2 separate regions of the Homo sapiens genome follow, and region 1 is linked to region 2. Evidence: read pairs that join two places in POLR2A ChIA-PET (ENCODE). Cell type or tissue: OCI-LY7. All regions are shown on one strand. Region 1 overlaps ATG16L1 (autophagy related 16 like 1). Region 2 overlaps INPP5D (inositol polyphosphate-5-phosphatase D).

The links. Peaks named below come from ENCODE experiments on the same cell type or tissue, not always from the same donor. Only the 100,000 strongest peaks of a DNase experiment are listed, where the experiment ranks them.
Region 1: POLR2A ChIA-PET joins it to region 2 with 5 read pairs; 7 of 35 experiments call an interaction of 5 or more read pairs at or near these places.

What each region holds. Positions count from the first base shown.
Region 1 is chr2:233,254,256-233,259,255 of GRCh38, forward strand. It overlaps ATG16L1 (autophagy related 16 like 1), which reads left to right. Exons shown (of 18, transcript NM_030803.7): 2 at 1,847-1,940. Among named protein-coding and RNA genes, the nearest start is that of ATG16L1, 5.1 kb to the left of the region's middle. In OCI-LY7, no CTCF peak of the experiment used is centred here; no DNase peak of the experiment used is centred here.
Region 2 is chr2:233,200,070-233,205,069 of GRCh38, forward strand. It overlaps INPP5D (inositol polyphosphate-5-phosphatase D), which reads left to right. Exons shown (of 27, transcript NM_001017915.3): 26 at 4,057-4,648. Among named protein-coding and RNA genes, the nearest start is that of ATG16L1, 49 kb to the right of the region's middle. In OCI-LY7, no CTCF peak of the experiment used is centred here; a DNase peak (open chromatin) is centred at 2,642.

The DNA.
Region 1 (5,000 bases), 54 kb after region 2:
ACCTGCCTGAGGGACCAGGACAGGAGACCGGGATGAGAAGCTAACAAGAGGCAGGAGAGTGAGACAGGCTTTGCATGTTAAGATCTTCTGTTTAGGCAGAGGGATTGACATTTAGGGAGATCATTTCTATTATAGTTTGTGAAACACCTTCATTCCACTCATTCCAGCCTTCCCAGGCCAGTCAAGCTCTGACCCTCCATCAGCCTGGAGTCTATTCTCTGTTCAGTCCGTGCCTTTGAGTCTGAAGAGAAAGGTGGAAAGAAGCCGTAGGGGGAGGGAAAGGCTTCCCTCCATCTCCAGCCTTCTCTTCAGGGAGGAACCTTTGGGAAGGACTCCTTTTGAACGCCTGTGTTTTTTGAAAGAACCTAAAATTATCACAGGGCACTAAGCTTTGGTTTAACATCTGAAGGTCTTACTAGAGCCCTTTGACACTGGTGGATTTTAAACCATAATTTCCCAGGTTGAAACCAATGTCCAGTTTGGCTAATTCGTTTGACCAATAGATGAGAGTGTTTCTACCCAGGAGTTCTCTTTTCAGGTATCAAAAAGTGGGACTCAAAACTCTTTAAAAGGAGAAACAAGCTCTTTTAACAGGAATAGTCACTAGCATAAACCCTGTCTTGTTCTGCTTGGTACCTGCAGAACAGGTACCCACATCTGATCTTACTGGTGCCTGTGTACCTATTACTCTTATTTTTTATTTCATTTCATTTGTTTATTTATTTATTTATTTATTTAGAGACAGTCTCACTCTGTCGCCCAGGCTGGAGTGCAGTGGCGCGATCTCAGCTCACTGCAACCTCTGCCTCCCGAGTTCAAGCGATTCTTGTGCCTCAGTCTCCCTAGTAGCTGGGACTGTGGGCAAGTGCCACCGTGCCTGGCTAATTTTTGTATTTTTAGTAGTTTCGCCGTGTTGGCCAGGCTGTTCTCGAACTCCTGACCTCAGGTAGTTTGCCTTCCTTGGCCTTCCAAAGTGCTGCGATTACAGGCGTGAGCCACAGTAATAGGCCTGTGTGCCTATTACACTTAACTACGTGTTCTTTCTAATCTTGTGTTTTGAATTTCTGTACTCTGTCTCCTGTCAAATTTATTATGTTTGGAAAGAGAACTCATTTCCTCTCTAAGCTCTCCCCTCTTGTGTTCTCTCACACGTTAGCATCCTCCGCCCAGTTGCTTGAGCGAGGAGCCTCAGAATAATCCTTGACTTTTTACCAATACAGATCTGTTAGCGTAACGGCCTGCTTTTATAATCTTTTATTTAATCATTGCCAGTAAGAAGTCTAAATTTCTGATCCTGCTTTTTCCTGTGTTGGCTCCAACCTTTATTTCCAGCCACTTACCAAAAGACTCTGTTATTCCTTCTGCATGGCCCATCATCTTCTTTTAAGACTTAACTCATATATCACCTCCTGTGACACCATTCATAAAAATGAGTACAGAGTGTATTCTCTGTACCTTTTTATACTTGACTGAATTAAATGTTAACTCCATGTTGGAGACTGTCATTTGTATTTCTAGTTCCCTGACCTAAAAAGTAATTAGATATGTCAACTTATGGTAAAGTTCTCCTGTCTTACTTAAAGGTACATAGCATTTCACTTTGCCATTGTGTTTAGTGTGTTTTTCTTTTTTCCTCCCAAGGTAGAAACAAATAACTTCTGGGGTAGAAAGCATTTTCAGCTCCCTTTAATAGGGAAGACATTCTTGCAGGTGATTCTGTAGGTTACTGTGGCTGAGGAATGTATGTTCCTGTATTGCATCCTTCAATACATGACAAGGTAGGTACCTAGCAAGTGTACATACGTTGTAATAAATAACTTAGTTTCTGACTTTTTTATTTTAATAGATAACAAATTGCTGGAAAAGTCAGATCTTCATTCAGTGTTGGCCCAGAAACTACAGGCTGAAAAGCATGACGTACCAAACAGGCACGAGATAAGGTATTTTGAAACTAACTTGTATTATTTATGTCTCCTCTAAGGAAATTTATCTCAGTTCAGTTGTCACTTCTCTAATTTAAAAGCAAATCAAGTACTATTTCTGTGTTCCAGTTTTTGTCAGCTCCTTTCAAATAAGAACTAAAACCATGTAATTACAATTGTTTTTTAGAAGGTATGTCATACCTAGAAAGGTTATTATCAGTACAGTGCTCTGAGCTTGAGAAATTTCTTAAGGCAGGTTCACGTGGTAACCCTAGGTCAGTTTCTCATCTAACCTGCCAGGATTCATGTTTTTTTGTTTCTTTGTTTTTAAATAATCACAGACAAGTATTTCTGAGCGGGTTTGTGTAGATCCTGTTAATGTAGGATTGATTGGCACATACGTAAAAATTGCTTTCCTGCAGTATGGGTCTATTTGATCCTTTTTAGGTTGGTGTTTTTTTCAACATACAAATGGTCCCCAACTTGCAGTGGTTCGACTTATAATTTTTCTTTTTCTTTTTTTTTTTTTTCTTTTTTGAGACAGTCTCACTCTGTCACCCAGGCCGGAGTACAGTGGCACGATCTCAGCTCACTGCAACCTGCAACCTCTACCTCCTGGGTTCAAGCAATTCTCCTGCCTCAGCCTCCCAAATAGCTGGGTCTACAGGAACCCACCACCACACCTGGCTAGTTTTTGTATTTTTAGTAGAGGCAGGGTTTCACCATGTTGGCCAGGCTGGTCTCGAACTCTTGACCTCAAATGATCCACCTACCTCAGCTTCCGAAAGTGTTGGGATTACAGGCGTGAGCCACCGCACTGGCCAGCTTACAATTTTTTTTGTTTTGTTTTGTTTTGTTTTGTTTTGTTTTGAGATGGGGTCTCGCTCTGTCGCCCAGGCTAGAGTGCAGTGGCGCGTTCTGGGCTCAGTGCAAGCTCCGCCTCCTGGGTTCAAGCCATTCTCCTGCCTCAGCCTCCCGAGTAGCTGGGACCACAGGCACCCGCCACCACGCTTGGCTAATTTTTTGTATTTCTGGTAGAGACGGGGTTTCACCGTGTTAGCCAGGATGGTCTTGATATCCTGACCTCGTGATCCGCCCGCCTCGGCCTCCCAGAGAGGTGGGATTACAGGCTTGAGCCACCGCGCCCAGCCCAGCTTACAATTTTTAACCTTTATAATGGTGCAGAAGCGATACACTTTCAGTAGGACTGTGCTTTGAGTATCCATCCAACCAGTCTGTTTTTCCCCTTCAGTTTAGTATTCAATAAATTGCATGAGATATTCAACAACTTATTATAAAATAGGCTTTGTGTTAGATGATTTTGCCCAACTGTAGGCTAATGTAAGTGTAACCTATGATACTCAGTAGGTGAGATGTATTGAATGTATTTTCAACCTACTATATATTTTCAACTTCTGATGGGTTTAAAGAGACATAGCCTCAGTAAGTAGAGGAACATCAGTATTAGTAGATTGTGAAATCAAATTAGCAGATTGCAGTAAGCTCTTATTTTTCTTTAAGAACTAGATTAGAAAAATATCAGTGTGTGCTGGGCTTGGTGGCTCACACCTGTAATCCCAGCACTTTGGGAGGCCAAGGCGGGTGGATCACAGGGTCAGGAGTTCAAGACCAGCCTGGCCCTGATGGTGAAACCCCATCTCTACTAAAAATACAAAAATTAGCCGGGCATGGTGGCGGGCGCCTGTAATCCCAGCTACCCGGGAGGTTGAGACAGAATTGCTTGAACCTGGGAGGCGGAAGTTGCAGTGAGCCAAGATTACACCACTGCACTCCAGCCTGGGTGACAGAGCGAGACTCCGTCTCAAAAAAAAAAAAAAAATATCTATATATCTATATATCTATATATCTATATCTATCTCTTGGTGTGTATTGATAGAATATTTCATGAAATACATATTTGTTCATGGCGGGGTATTTGTGTTTACTGGGTCACTGGTGTGCATTTATGTATATTTGAAGTCTTATTATCCTCTTCTGTAATATTCATTGTGTTTGCATGTTAAATTTGGTATGGGGACAGTAGCCATTATTGCTCTGAAATCTCCACACATTTAGCAATTGTAAAAACAAGGTTGGTGATTTATGGTGTCTAGAAATGGTAGCTGTAGCCTGATGTATTTACTCCTAGAGCTGTAGCTGCTCTCATGTCTCCTCATCTGGCACGATGGTCTCCTGATAGAGGACAGAGTGGGAAAGATACCAGAGAACAGATGGCTTGGCAGGGCCTAGCTTCCATCCTTGCTTTGTAACAGTTCAGGAGATCCTGCCTGGCTGTGGCCCTGGGAGGCCTTCTGTAGTACTTAAGATATTAGTTTTAGTATTTTGGTTAATTTTAGGTGTAGATAATGCTGTTTCACCATTTTCGTCTAAATTCATCCAATTGAAAACTAAAAACATTTCTATCTGATTAAACCCTTGATGACTATATTCTTGTATTCTTTATCTGTTAGCCAAACTCATGTGCTTGGAATATGCAGCCGTTCTTTTGGCTAAATTTCACTGGGATAGACTTTTTTGAGGCAGGGTCTCTCTCTGTTGCCCAGGCTGGAGTGCAGTGGCATGATCATGGCTTACTGCGGCCTCAACTTCCAGGGCTCAAGCAATCCTCCTGCCTTAGCCTTCTGAGTAGCTGGGAGACTATAGGTGTGCACCACCATGCCAGTCTAATTTTTTAATTTTTTGTAGAGATAGGGGTCTCACTGTGTTACCCAGGCTGGTCTTTACTCCTGGGCTTAAGTGATCCTCCCTCCTCAACCTTCCATTAGTGTTGGGTTTACAGGCATGAGCCACCACACCCAGGGGGATGGTCATTTAGTTGGAGGTCTTGTTATAAACCAGGTTCATTCAGCCCACACACAGCAAGTTAATCACTGAGATGATGGGTTTTGTGAGAGTTTATTCATAACGTGGCCAAGCAAGGAGGCAGGAGAACAGGTCTCAAATCCACCTCCTTGAAAACAGGGATTGGGGGTACTTAGGCAGTAGAAAGCAGGGTGGTCTAAAGTGTGGGAAGAGGTGATTGGTGGGTAGGAAAGATGAGGTAATTGGGGCTTCCAC
Region 2 (5,000 bases):
AGAGAGAGGAGGCCCGGCCCTGAAACTCTGGGGAAGCCCCGGACGGTGGAGAAAACTGATCTGAGTCTAGAACTGGTTCAGGCAGAAGAATGGAAGCCAGATAGGAGACCGGGCTACGCAGCCGAGGAACAGGGTCAGCACTTCCCAAAGGCACAGACGCTCTCTGGTGCTGCTGGAACAGAGCAGAGCCAACCATGGGTACCTCGTGGATACACAAGTGGGGAGCTCTACATGTTTCTAGTAGCCACAGGATGACAGACAGACGTGAAAGTGCAGGCCCAATTACCAACGATTTAAGATGGGCAAGATAGCTTGAGCACTGTCTTCCCTTGAGGCTCTTTGCTGGCTTATCATAACCTCAGGGGTTCACTCTCAGCCTCTCTTCCTCTAACACTGGTTTTTTCTTCATCCTTTTTCCATGAGGACTTGCGTGCTGTCCGCCACATGGGGCAGAGCCAGCAGCGGTGTGTTCTCCATCACACTGTCCTCCAGCTCCCTCCAGTTCCACCCTTCCCAGGCCTGACCTGGCAGGGTCTTCCTCTGGATGGAGAAGCTGTTGACAGTCTCATTTCTCAAAATATGCGAGATATGCTCTAAGAAACGGATAGGCCAGGCGCGGTGGCTCACGCCTGTAATCCCAGCACTTTGGGAAGCCAAGGTGGGCAGATCACTTGAGGTCAGGAGTTTGAGACCAGCCTGACCAACACGGTGAAACCCCATCTCTACTAAAAATACAAAAATCAGCCAGGCGTAGTGGCCCACACCTGTAATCCCAGCTACTCAGGAGTCTCTGAGACACGAGAATCGCTTGAACCCGGGAGGCGGAGGTTGCAGTGAGCTGAGGTCATGCCACTGCACTTTAGCCTGGGTGACAGAGCAAGACTCCATCTCAAAATAAATAAATAAATAAATAAATAAATAAATAAATAAATAAATAAATAGATGAGAGGAAGTCAGGAAGAGAGAGAGAAAAGGACAGGACAGGATAGCCCTGAAGCTCAGCTCAGCTGTCTCTCTCTCTGCCTCTGTACAGAGTTTGTTGATAGGGTGTCAGACCCTGGTCATTCCCTAAGAAACTTGGAGGGAGGAGAAACAGCCTCAGTTTCCTGCCCTGGAAATATGAGGACAAAAGGCACTATTCAGTGGGTATCAAGGTGCCTGTGTGGCCACCTCTTTGGAGACCCCAGGAAATGGAGCTCTAAGCAACCAGAAAGAAAAAGGAGCATGATTATTTGTGTAAGTGAATGCTTTTCAGCTCCCAAAGCGAATGGATCTTGGTGCATAACAACGAGCACACAGCTTGGTGGGAGCATGCTCCCCACAGCCCCATGGTGACAGCTGCAGACAGGCTGCCATCCACGGGCAAGGGGCCCCCAGGGTACGCTTCTAACTCACTGCTCACCAAGGAGGCGCTTGGAGCCTGGAGCCCTGCAGCTCGCACACCTGCCTCATCCCTTTCCGCTGCTCCAGGTCCCAGGCTCAGCCAGAGCAAAGGCTGTGGAAGGGGGTGTTCCAAGCACCATCAGTGTTTCCCCACCATCACCCAGACCCAAGTGCAGGGACTGACCTTCCCGGTTTGCCAAGTACTGTCCCAGTTTTAGCACTGAAAGTCCCACATCTCAGGAAACCCTTCAGTCCTGCGTAAGCAAGGACAACTGGTGACCCCAGATCGAAGCTGTGCAATTAGGAAGGGGACTCTTCTCAGCCCCTGGCCAGTGCTTAGCTGCTTTGGAGATGAGACTCGTCTCCTGAATCTGAGAAGTACAGTCATTTGCTGCAGGAATCAACTCGTCCCCTAGATATCGGTTCCCTTATTCAACAACTGTGGCCTGCTATAGGAGTCAATTTCTTGTTACCTTTGGTCAGGGGAATAAGACTTACTTTTGAGTTTTTCATGGTTTTCCCCAGTCTTCCCCGCCCGCCCCACCAAGCTTCCCCTCTCTAAGTGCAACAGAAGCCTCCTCTTAGAGGGAAGGCTTCCCTGGTCTCTATCTCACTGCTCTTTTCCCAGAGGAGTGAGCTTTAGAATCACAAAAGGGCTTGCACCCAGGGCTCTTCCTGGTCCTGCCCCCAGTTCTCTGAAGTCAGCCCCCTCCTCCCATCTCAGCCCCTGAGAGAGGGTGGTCAGAGGTCAGGACTTCTTGCTCCTTCATCTGAAAACTTGTGACCATGCCAGTTGCACCCTCCTGTGCCCTCTTCCCTTGGCTAACTCACAGCAACGGCCTTTGAGGGTCCACACGGGGGTCAGAAGAGGGCTGAACATGGAGGGGGCCCTTTCCAAAGTCCTTGTTTGAGGCCCCAGCATTTCTATGTATGCACCTGCTCTAAGGTGTTTCCAAAAATTAATGGGCAACACCCCCAGGTGCACAGTCAGGCTCCCTTTGGTGTGTCCCGGAGGCCAGCCTCCCTGGAGCTCCATGGCTTCTCACCGGCACCTGTGTGAGGACGACATCCCGCCTTTGTCCCCTGAGCCCACACCTGCTCCCCAGAGTCACTGTTGAGTGCCTGTGAGCAGCTTCTCAGTGCACATCCCATCAGTAACAGGCGCAACAGCCTCAACAGCTCAGTGGGTTCCCAGCGATCCACAATTTCTTCACGATAGCTTCCTTTTCTGTAGAAAGCAGAACCCAGAACACTCCCCTGGGAGATTCTGCTGCTAGTCAGGAAGTAAAATGTGTTCCCATTTCTCGTTCTCATAGTTTGCTCAGCAGGAAATCACCTCCAGTCAGAGCAGTGATAAATCAGAACACAAACAAGCAAAGGCAGCACTTGCCTACTTTGGGTCACAACACAGGAGCTTCCCCTGCCCATGAGTTGAGTGGGCCTTTCTTCTAGCTACTGGCCTTGGCTTCCCCAGTACTCGCAAGTGTCCAAGTTCCCTCTGACTTGCACCACAGCCACCACGTGTTCCTTCCACTGTGAGTTAGGAGAGGCTTCCAGGGAGAGGACTTCATGTGGCTGGGAAGGACACTGTGTTAACCGGGATGTCGGGCCCCCTGAGCTCAGATTCTGTCCTTGTTTGTGGCTGTGTTGCTGTGCCTGGGAAAGTGTCTCACACATGAGTTTGGTAGATGGAGCCTCTTGAGCTTTCACCCTCAAGTAGCACAAGTGGTTCCTGAGGAGGAGGTGTGATCGCCTTCCTGAGCGGTCATGCAAATGCTGGGTCGGAGCAGAATTGCTGGAGTCAGAGGAGAGGCTGCGGGGTGGGGATGGGAGGAACCGGGAAAGGAGGCCTGTTGACTGGGGAGGTGGGAAGGGGCTGTGGAGAGCAGGCTCATCTGATGAGGATGAGGGGTTGATACTGAGGTGCCATGTAAGTTCTCACTTCATTTCTCCCACAAATCCTCCAGTGCCATGCCCCTTGCTCACAGATGCTCTGATGTGAACAGGTTTTATAGTGGAAAAGGTCCCAGGCCAGAACTGAGGCTGTCTTTGAGGACAACGTATGATGAACACAGTACTGTTTCCTCTTCCTTTTTTTCACTTGAGGTGAAATTCACTTAACATAAAATTAACCATTTCAAAATGAACAGTTTGCTAGGCTGGGCACAGTGGCTTATGCCCATAATCCCAGCACTTTGGGAGGCCAAAGTGAGAGGACTGCTTGAAGCGAAGAGTTCAAGACCAGCCTGGGCAATATAGTGAGACTCCCCATCTCTACAGAATAAAACAAAACTAAAAAATTAGCCAGGCCTGGAGGCATTGCTACTCCCAGCAATGTCCAGCTACTCCTAGCTACTCCCAGCTACTCCCAAGTAGTCTCAGCTACTTGGGAGGCTGAGGGGAAGGACTGCTTGAGCCCAAGAGGTTGAGGCAGCAGTGAGCCATGACCGCACCACTGCACTCCAGCCTGGGTGACAGAGCGAGACTCTGTCTCTAAAACAAAACAAGACAAAACAATTTGGTGCCATTCAGTAAATTTGCAATGTTACATGTCTCTATCTAGTTCAGAAACATTTGTATCACCCCAAAGAAAGACCCAGAGCCATTAAGCAGCCATGCTCCCATGTCTTCTCCCCTGGACATGTGTCTTCCCTGCTCTGTCCCTGGCTCTAGGCCCAGTGACCTGGGGAAGAACGCAGGGGACACGCTGCCTCAGGAGGACCTGCCGCTGACGAAGCCCGAGATGTTTGAGAACCCCCTGTATGGGTCCCTGAGTTCCTTCCCTAAGCCTGCTCCCAGGAAGGACCAGGAATCCCCCAAAATGCCGCGGAAGGAACCCCCGCCCTGCCCGGAACCCGGCATCTTGTCGCCCAGCATCGTGCTCACCAAAGCCCAGGAGGCTGATCGCGGCGAGGGGCCCGGCAAGCAGGTGCCCGCGCCCCGGCTGCGCTCCTTCACGTGCTCATCCTCTGCCGAGGGCAGGGCGGCCGGCGGGGACAAGAGCCAAGGGAAGCCCAAGACCCCGGTCAGCTCCCAGGCCCCGGTGCCGGCCAAGAGGCCCATCAAGCCTTCCAGATCGGAAATCAACCAGCAGACCCCGCCCACCCCGACGCCGCGGCCGCCGCTGCCAGTCAAGAGCCCGGCGGTGCTGCACCTCCAGCACTCCAAGGGCCGCGACTACCGCGACAACACCGAGCTCCCGCATCACGGCAAGCACCGGCCGGAGGAGGGGCCACCAGGGCCTCTAGGCAGGACTGCCATGCAGGTGCGCTGCGCCACACGTGGGTTCGTGTGCATTTGTGTGTGTGTGCATGCGTGAGTGCGTATGTGTGTACCTATGCATATGTGTGTGCATGTGTGTGTGCACGCATGCATATGTGCGTGCATGTGTGAACGCATGCATGTGCACACATGCGAGTGATGGTCCTGGGAACTGCTCCATGAGAAGGGAGAGTCAGGATTTGAACCCAGGTCTGCCTGTCCCACACATCCCTGACCCTGCATTGCCTCTGCAGCAGTTGTTAAAAGGAAGAAAGGCGGGGCTGTGGATAAACTTAGTCTAGTGTCAGTCCCAGAGGAAGAAGATTCCATAAAGAAAAGGAGCCTAAATCATTTAT